Regions from separate parts of the Homo sapiens genome. Here regions 1 and 2 are each linked to region 3. Evidence: chromatin contacts called from ENCODE Hi-C data. All regions are on one chromosome and are shown on one strand. Each heading gives the region's core, a stretch centred on a gene start or an enhancer-like site at or near the end of the contact. The rest is flanking DNA. Distances are from core to core; before and after follow the strand shown.

Region 1 (2,929 bases), core at 262-2,761, 880 kb before region 3:
TATATATACGTGTATATATGTATATATAATTCATTGTTTAATGTGCCAGCACTGTGCAAACTCAAGACGGGTGCTCATTAAATACTGAATTTCACAGGTAGTAGGCTTTCTATTTATGTTAGTTCTTCTTCCTACTCACCTTTTTAAGGCAGCAGTTCTCAAATTCTAGAATGCATTAGAATTAGAACGTGGAGTGCTTGTTAAAAATACAAGTTTCTAGAACCCATACACAAGGATTTTGACTTGGTAGGTCTAAAGCGAGACCCAATAATCTGCACTCGATAACGAGTACTTCAGATGATTCCAATGTGATCTCCCAGTCACGGACTGGGAAAAAAGCATTCCAAACTATTTTGTAGATCTCGAGAAAGACTTCAGAATGTTCGTGTCTCACAGGAAATAGCAAAAACAATATAGCATTCCAAAATCCTACCTAGCTTTGTACCGTGTACTTTGCTATTGCTGTTGGATTCAATTACAACGGAAATATTTGATGTGGTAAAATACTGAGCAGTGATGCTAACCTTTTATAGTAGACACTGGGAAGCAGAAAGGAAGTGTAAACACGTTTCCCTTAAAAACTAGTCTTGCTGGGTGGATAAAGTGTGCATACCTATTTTACAAATAAAGAATAGTGCCGCACTAGCTTATGTACGTAATATGTGCTTAACAAACATTTGTTCATTGAGTAAGTAAGAGTCAAGTCGAATGGCTCAGATTGTAAGTGCTATGAGAATTCCACTGTAAGAAGAGGGAAGTATGCCTTCTTTTCACCATTAAAGATCTGATTGCTGATATTGGCATTTTTGCCAGTAGAAGAGCCTGGACGTTGGCAGTTTTCAAAGCCCCCAGGTGATTTGACTGCGCAGCTAAGTTTGAGAACCACGGAGGTAAAGGAAGGGAGTACCTTAAAGAGCTAGGATTAGGGATAATATCAATAGATCACCTTTAAGGCTGCACCTCAGCCTAATTAAATCAGAATCGCTGGGGGTGGGACTTGGCTATCAGTCATCTTTAAAGCTCTCCAAGTGATTCCAATGTACAGACGTGGTTGAGAGCCATTGCTTTACTTGAATTCTCAGTGGTTCTTAATCCTGGCAGCATAATAGAGTCACCAAAGATACATATATATATATCAGTTCAGGAAGCAGAGTTGTTTCAGATGCTAGAACACCTCCAACGAGCAGTCACAGCTCTGTAGTTCTAGTGCCGCCGCTGCCAGCAAGTTTGTTGTGACCCTGGCGGCCGAGTTACTTTCAGCGCTCTGGGCGGTCTCGCAAGAAACACTGACGCTTTGGGACTTCATTTCCCAGCAAGACCCGCGGCCGCCTATCGCGCGAGTCATGCCGGGCACCTCGTCCCCCTGTCCTCTCTGGCGGAGCTGCCTGGCGGAAGCGGGAACGTCGCATCCTGAGGTAAAGGTGCACGGCATCCTGGGACATGTAGTCTGGCCGGGGCTCGGACGCCCCCTCGGATGAATGGGACCGAAGCTGACTGCGAACTACAGCTTCTTGGCAGCGTCGGTGTTGGCCGCGGGAGAAGGGGAGACCGCGGCGGCCCCCAGTGAGAGCGGCTTTCCAGGACGGTGCGATGTGCTGCGCAGCGAAGAGGCAGGAGGCCGGCTTCCTGGGGTAGCGGTACAGGCGGGCGCTTACTCTGTGCGCTTGCTTCCCCAACCCTGCACCGGCCATGCGCCCGGCCTTGGCGGTGGGCCTGGTGTTCGCAGGCTGCTGCAGTAACGTGATCTTCCTAGAGCTCCTGGCCCGGTGAGTGACCCGCTCGGGCCGCACCCGGTCTCCCGGGGCGGGGCGGAGGAAGCCAGAGGAGAGGTCCCCCCGGGACGCGCCCACGCCCTGTCCCCACCCCGCCGCCCACGGAGCCCGGGGCAGGACGGCCTGAGCCCCCCAGCAATCCGTCCTGTCTGGGCAGCCTGGGACCCCGCTGAGTCCGCTGCTTCCCAAAACTGCGCACCGGCGGCAGTCCCGCCTAACAGTTTCAAAGCATTCCTGCGAGGGGAAGACTCAGGGTGTTGCTGTCGTCACCCCTTTTCCACACTCGGGGGGTATTGAAGTCTGAAGAGTTTTTCACATGACCAGTCCAAGGTCGGCAGAGAGCTAGTGTCAGAACCAAGGTTCCTTCACCAAACCACTCTCTCTTCCTTCCCATCCAACTCTAGCTCTTTTTTCGATCCTGTTAAATGGCACAGGCTGGACTTGAGCAAAGGTTTTTGACTTGTAAAGCAGTCTGACTTTGTACATACTGCAAAGAAAGTTTTATTTTTATTACGGCATCCTGCAAAGCATTTGCTTTATTGGCCTTGGAAATGGTTATGAGTACTTTGCCCAAACATACATAAATGATGCGGTAGAACAGATTTTTATGTAGAAGATCAGTCCACGTGACCCGAGAGTGCTCTTTGAGGTGGCTTGCAAAAAGACAAAAAAAAAAGCAAGTAGAAGATTGGTCCAAGTGACCTGAGAGGGCTCTTTGAGGTCACTTTGAATGTGCAAAGTTCAGTGGATAGAAGCTATAACAGAAGAGACAACAGGTGGTGTGGAAAAGCCTCCAGGACTAAAAAGCTGGGTTGTGAATTTCACTCTTGGCTCCGTCGTCCACTGGCTGTGTAGCCCTTCAAGTCACTTAGCCTCTCTTGGGCTCCTTTTCCTGGCAGTAAAACAATACCTATAGTGTTCTCTAGCTCGTGTTTCTGAATCTATACATTACAAGTTGAGTATCCTTCATTTGAAATGCTTGGGAACGGGTGTTATTTGGTGTTTTTTGTTTTTTGTTTTTTTTTTGGATTTGGGAGTATTTGCATATACATAATGAGATATTTTACGGATGGTACCCAAATCTAAACACAAACTCATTTGTGTTTCTTATACACCTTATACACATAACCTTAGCTTGAAGGTAATTGTATACAATA
Region 2 (3,139 bases), core at 375-2,874, 790 kb after region 3:
GTCAGAGACACATCGGGTATGGGAAGAGTCCATTTACTCATCTATACAATAGCTATTTATTGAGTGCCTACTATGTGCCAAGCACTATTCTATGGGCTGGGATTCAGCCTTGAACAAAACAGACAAGTTGCTGACGTTTGAATGGGGGAAAGCAGACACTAAACAGCTAAACAAATGAGCCAGATAATCTTACCTATGAATAACAGTTATCTAGAAAGGAAAACTGCATGATGCTCAGGGAAGGTTTCTCTGGGACAGTGTGAATGGCAGGAAGCGGCAGCCTCGGCAAGATCTGCTGTTCAACTCAGTCCTTCAACAAAGGCAGCTCAATAGAGCAGCTGGACCCAGGTGTTGGCACTTCTGTTCCCTTCTCTTGCAGAGACCTGGAGTTTTCTTCCATGCTCTTGGAGGTGGTCTTTCACTCACCAGCTGCCTCACACCCTATCCCCCATCCAATCCCTCCTGCGGACTGTGGTGGCCTCCTTAGAGAGCTGCTGCCTGACACTCGCTCTTCAGAGTTGCCATTGTGTTCTTCCTGACCAGCCCTATCTGCATGAGCTATGGGACCGTGTGCTCTCGGCTGCCCCAGCCAACCTGGCCTTGCCTGTTTTGCAGTGATGTACCAGGCTGTCTGGGGATTCAGGCTCCATTGCTGGAGCTGTCCTTCACTCATCAGGTTCAGAGAGCTCAGAACCAGAAACCAGGAGACCTAGGTTCTCATCCTAACTTGCTATGTGACCTTGGTTAAGCCTGTCTGGACTCCCATCTATAAAATAAAAGGACTGCATTAGTGATTCTCTAACTGTTCTGTGGGACCCAGGTCTTTTCTCTCTGCAGAAGTGATTCGAATTTTATCCAAAAACTATTTTTATGGTTGTAATAGAAAAAACAAAACTCCAATGGTTTATATGCCAAATATCAACAGTTTAAAACCCAACATGTTAATTTGTTTTGCTAGGCAAACTCGTTTTTGCACAGATCTTAGACTAAATCTCTTATTGCCATCTGTGTGTGTGCATGTGTGCATATATATATATGTAAACTATTTATTAAAATGTCATTGATTTGGATGCTTGTAACTCAGCTCTTATCTGGGATGTCTGCACCTAATAAACAGTACCAGCAAGTGCATGACTACAGTGCATACGTTCCCTGAGCAACTCACCACCAGGTCTGTGCTAGCAGCATGTTCTCAGTGAACATTGTAATATAGGCTAGGCCTGGCTTTTTTTTTTTTTTTTTTTTTTTTTTTTTTTTTTTGTAGTTAAATGTTTTAGTTGGAAGGAACTTTAGATATACAGAAAAGTTGTCAAGACAGTAGACAGTTCCTATGTATTCTTCACCAGCCTCCCCTAATGTTAACCTTTTACATACCCCTCATCGCATTGGCAGAGCAGGGAAATTAACATTGGTACAGTACTGTTACCCAAATTACAGACTTCATTCAGATGTCACCAGCTCTTCTACTACTGTTCCCGGGTCCCCTCCAGGGTCCCACATGGCATTTAGTTGTCAGGTCTTCTTAGTCTCCTCCAGTCTGTGTTGGTTTTCCAGTCTTGTTTTTCATGACCTTGACACCTTAGAAGAGTGCGGGTCGTGTATTTTGTAGAATCCCCCTCAATTTGGGTCTGTCTGGTGGATTCTCATGATTAGACTGGGGTTATGCATTCCAGAACCCCAGTCTAATTGTGAGATGAGTTTCAATGCATTCCAGAACCCCAGTCTAATCATGAGATGCAGACCACATGGAGACCTTAATGCATGGAGATCTTGCCCACTAGTAGCGTGGCCCAGCGTTTTGGGACACAGCCCAATCAGACCAGTATTTCCCCTCTGGAGCTGGATTGAGGAGGGAACATGGGGACTGAAACCTTGAATGCTTCTGCTTTAATTACCCCGAAAAGGTAAAAAGCATTGGGCGGAGGAGCCCCCTCATTAGGGATCACTGGGGATACTGAGCAGCATTACTGTTGAGAGTGTGAAGGCAGAGGAAAGCTGAGATACAGCTCTTAGTGATGTCCCTTGGCTGAAGCCCCATGGGAAATGGCCAAATTCTATATTTTATGTCACTGAAAAATTGGTAAGAGTTGGAAAAAGGGAAGGTTCTGTAAGTCACTAGTCTCAGTAATCAGGAATTATTGATACTGTTGGAAATGGAAAGCGTTTCTGTGCTTAGAAGGACATACACGATGTGTGAGTGTGTAAGTGTATGCATATGTGTGTGTGACACAGTGTACATGAGTATATGTGTGACTGAATGTATGCATAAGTGTGTGTGTACGTGAGTGTATGTGTGAGTGCATATGTGTGTATATGTGTATATGACACTGAGTTTGTGAGTTTGTGTGTGTGCATGAGTGTATATGTGAGTATATATATGACTGTGTGTGTGTGAGTATATGTGTGTTTGTGGGTATATGACTGTGTGTTCATGAGTGTTTATGTGAGTATATATGTGACTGTGTGTGAATGTGTATGTAAGTGTATGAGTGTGAGTGTATGACAGTGTGTGTTCGTGAGTATATATGGAAGAATGTGGATGTGTGTGAGTGTATGTGTGTATATGATAGTGTGTGTTTATGAGTGTATATTTTGAGTGTATGTGTATGTGTGTGACTGTGTGTGTATATGTGTGTATATGATAGTGTTTGTGAGTGTATATGTATGTGTGTAATTGCTTGTGTGAATGTATGTGAGTATATTGTGACTGTGTGTGTTTGTGAGTGTGTATGTGAGTATATGTGTGACTGTGTGTATGTGAGTGTATGAGTGTGTATGTGTGTATGATAGCATGTGGGTGTTTGTGAGTGGATAACAGCATGTGTTTGTGAATGTATATGCATGTGTGTGACTGCATATGTGTGAGTATGTGAGTGTACGTGTGTATATGATAGCATGTGTTTTTGAGTGTATGGAAGTGTGTGTTCATGAATATACATGTGAGTATATGTGTGACTGTGTATGTAAGTGTGTGAGTGCATATGTGTATGATAGTGTGATTGTATGACAGTGTGTGCTTGAGAGTGTATATGTGCATGACTGCATGTGTGTGTGTATGTCAGTGTATGTGTGAGTGTATATGTGTGTATATGATAGCATGTGGGTGTTTGTGAATGTATGACAGTGTGGGTTTGTGAAT
Region 3 (2,952 bases), core at 48-2,547:
ACAGGCATTCTTCTTCATTGTCCAGCATTAGTCTGAAGTTTAGAGCAAATAGTAAGTGATCACCAGATAATCGAAAATGGGAAAAGACCATGAGCTAGAAAATGAATGCCACCAAACTTTTCCATTTCTTCTGAACAGAAAATTGTACCACAGGGAGCTTACAGTCCATTTTTTTCTCTCATAAATAATAGCAAAAGGTAAAATACTTAAACATCTGGTGGATAATCATAAGCCATAATCAGAATAAAAATCTAAAAACTCTAGTAACACAAATATAGTAAATTTGAGAAACTATAAGAGAAAAAAAGTAGAACACAAATATTAATTTGGGCAAATATTTTCAGTACTTTCTTTAAAATGAAATCCTCTAACATGTTTGGATAACACGCAAAATTTAAAAAGAAATCAAAAAATTTTAAAATGAGCCTTTACTATGACCATAATATATCTTAATGAATCATGGAAGTTTCTCCCATCCTCACACACTCCCACACAAACCCATCCATAGTCACTCAGATGTATTTTTTTTTTATCAGTTCATCCTCAATTTATAGACAGGGCAAACAGGTAAATTTATATAAAATTATATGCCTCCAGGAAATTGACACTAAGCTCATGGGAAAAGATCATAAGTTACTCTAAAGTAATTATCCACACAAGCAAAACAGAAGAAATGCATTTCCTACAAGCTAAAATAAAGGGGGAGGGTATGAAGATTTCATTTTTGGAGTTTTTTTGCATAGAACACAGTGCATTCCATATAGTGCACATTAATAACCATACACTGATTAAATCAAATTGAAAGCCACTGGCTCGTACACACGAAGGGTATGTGATGATACTTAAAGAGGCTGATTATTTCATAGGTCTGTCTTATTTCTTTGATCAGGTCCCCAAAACTGAAGTCTATGGTTCTAGGCTTTAGTAAAGAAGTATTATGCCAGTAGAGTATCCCATAAGATATGGATAATATTAGGGTTTTTTTTTTTTTTAACACCACACTGCCTTCACTCAGGAAAAGAGAGACAAAAAAGAGAAAAAGAGAAAGGTTCTAATTACTGGAAAGGAAGTTAGTTTCATCATTTATTAGTTTTGATGCCAAATGAAGAGGAAAGGAGAAAGCTATCTCAAAAAGAATATCATTTATATGAGTAATGATAGCTCTGGCCTAAAGAGGACAGTCAAATTCTAGATCTTCTCAGTCAGAGGGCAGAGCTCAGGGCACATAGGAGGGCAAGTACAGACATAGCAGCTGAAGAAGTCAGAAGGCAGTACAAGGAAGGCCCACGCCACTCTGGGTTTGATACAGTTCATATCGTTAGTTTGCATGGATGCCAAGAAAAACATCTTTCAAAAACAAGCCGGCTGATGCAAGATCACCAATTTCTTGAAATGAATAGCAAGAGCAAATTCTATCTCCTTTAAAAAAACAAAAAAAAAAAAACACTGAGATAATTCAAATTCTTTCCCCCTGCCCTTCCTTATGTGGCTCTAAGGAATAAAGGACAAGTAAGAACAAATTAAGAGGAAAAAAGAAACTAACCAAATATTTAATCACAAAAAATAAAAGAAAAAACCCACTTGCTTCAGTATCAAAAGAAACATATTCATTCACTTATCCATTCAGCACAATCTAGGTGGCAAAATAAACGGCAAAAACTTTACCCTCAACCTAGATACTTCTAGAAATTAACAGATCACTAGATAACGGAGCATTTTTCCCAGAAATGGATCTTCATGGAATAGCTAAAACTTAAGTAACACAAATACAGATGGATGGGACTAGGATAGAGAATTCTACAATAAAGGTGTTTTAGGTATCATTTGACTGCCATTGTTAACAGAAGAATACCTAATTTACCTGGCAGCCTGGACCACTAAGAATAGCAGAAACTAAGGAAGAGAGAATTAAGAAAAAAGGGACATTTCCAGGGGCAAAATGTCCTTATGTTATACAATCCATAGCTGAGAATTCATGTGCATGATGCCACAGAGTGCTTTCTGGTCGCTTATTCTACACACAATTCTAACCACCTTGGTTCTCTGCCTTTGCAGCTTATACCACAATAGTTGAGCAACTTAGCAAGAGGAGCTTGTCTGAAACAGACACGATCAATAGCTAGACATGATAACCTACCCCCAAAAAGCAAGGAAAAAAAAGACAGAGGGTATGAAGAGTGAACAAGTATGATTTTTTTTTTAATGGAAGTCTGGGACTGGTTCAGCACGATGGAACGTTGTCCGTGCCTTCACATGTGACAAGATGACCTCTGACGTATCACAATACATTCAATAAAGGGTAGTGTGCAAAAGTGCAACCAAAGCATCGATTAACCAGGTTCAAAATGACAGTCCTTCAGTCACCAGAAAAAGTCTGAATGTGCTCAGTATATTGTGACAAAAGGACCAAATCTGAGAAATGTATTTTATAAAATTTCCATTAAAGATGTTAAAATACAATCTTTAATGCTAAAAGGGGAGAGACTATTTTCTGGAAAATTAAGCCACACTGAAAATCAGATTCCTAGATGGTGCTAAATAAATTAGGCATCACCAGTCTTCTTTTTAAAGAGAATATCACACAATAGTTAGGAGTTTACTTACAATAAAGCAATCGGTCTCTATCAGAACAAAGATAGCCATTGAAGACAAAAAAGAGGAAGGATAAAGCTTTAATTACAAAAACAAAGAGACATATGGATTTATCTATTATGACAGCACAATCCTGAGGTCTGTATAAAAGGCACCTCATTTCAGTCCGGCACACAAGCTTTAAAAAATTGGTTAAACAAGCTCAAAGTATCTTTGAAGCAACATCAATGGTGTATGGTACTTGGTTTCCGATTTTTTCTGCACCAAATTAAAAGTTAATAAATGTTGCCAACAGTTCCTCTACATTTCTCAGTCCACCCCCACCACAAACTCTGGGAAATAAAAGCAGCCCCCACCATT

What was found. A loop is a pair of places that touch in the nucleus more often than their neighbours do. Pooled maps may share reads with other maps.
Region 1: a map with no recorded cell type shows a loop between it and region 3 (2.2-fold over the local background). The contact joins the promoter of SLC35B4 here to the enhancer-like site in region 3. A Hi-C loop is called at or near these places in 1 of 168 maps with a recorded cell type or tissue (endothelial cell of umbilical vein), 2 of 37 single-sample maps with no recorded cell type and 4 of 50 pooled maps.
Region 2: a loop to region 3 is called in a map with no recorded cell type, with 4 times the contacts of the local background. The contact joins the promoter of FLJ40288 here to the enhancer-like site in region 3. A Hi-C loop is called at or near these places in 1 of 168 maps with a recorded cell type or tissue (HCT116), 2 of 37 single-sample maps with no recorded cell type and 8 of 50 pooled maps.

What each region holds. Positions count from the first base shown.
Region 1 is chr7:134,315,512-134,318,440 of GRCh38, reverse strand. It overlaps SLC35B4 (solute carrier family 35 member B4), which reads left to right and starts at 1,511. Exons shown (of 10, transcript NM_032826.5): 1 at 1,511-1,766. The coding sequence starts at 1,690. RefSeq lists an enhancer at 991-1,720 and a silencer at 1,801-1,970.
Region 2 is chr7:132,647,279-132,650,417 of GRCh38, reverse strand. It overlaps FLJ40288 (Putative uncharacterized protein FLJ40288), which reads right to left and starts at 1,624. Exons shown (of 5, transcript NR_046323.1): 1 at 1,375-1,624. It also overlaps a transcript of PLXNA4 not described here.
Region 3 is chr7:133,434,541-133,437,492 of GRCh38, reverse strand. The region is part of intron 7 of EXOC4 (exocyst complex component 4); the gene reads right to left. Among named protein-coding and RNA genes, the nearest start is that of MIR6133, 150 kb to the right of the region's middle. Within about 2 kb of position 1,297, at least 4 of the 41 ENCODE cell types and tissues checked have a DNase peak (open chromatin) inside an H3K27ac peak, as active enhancers do.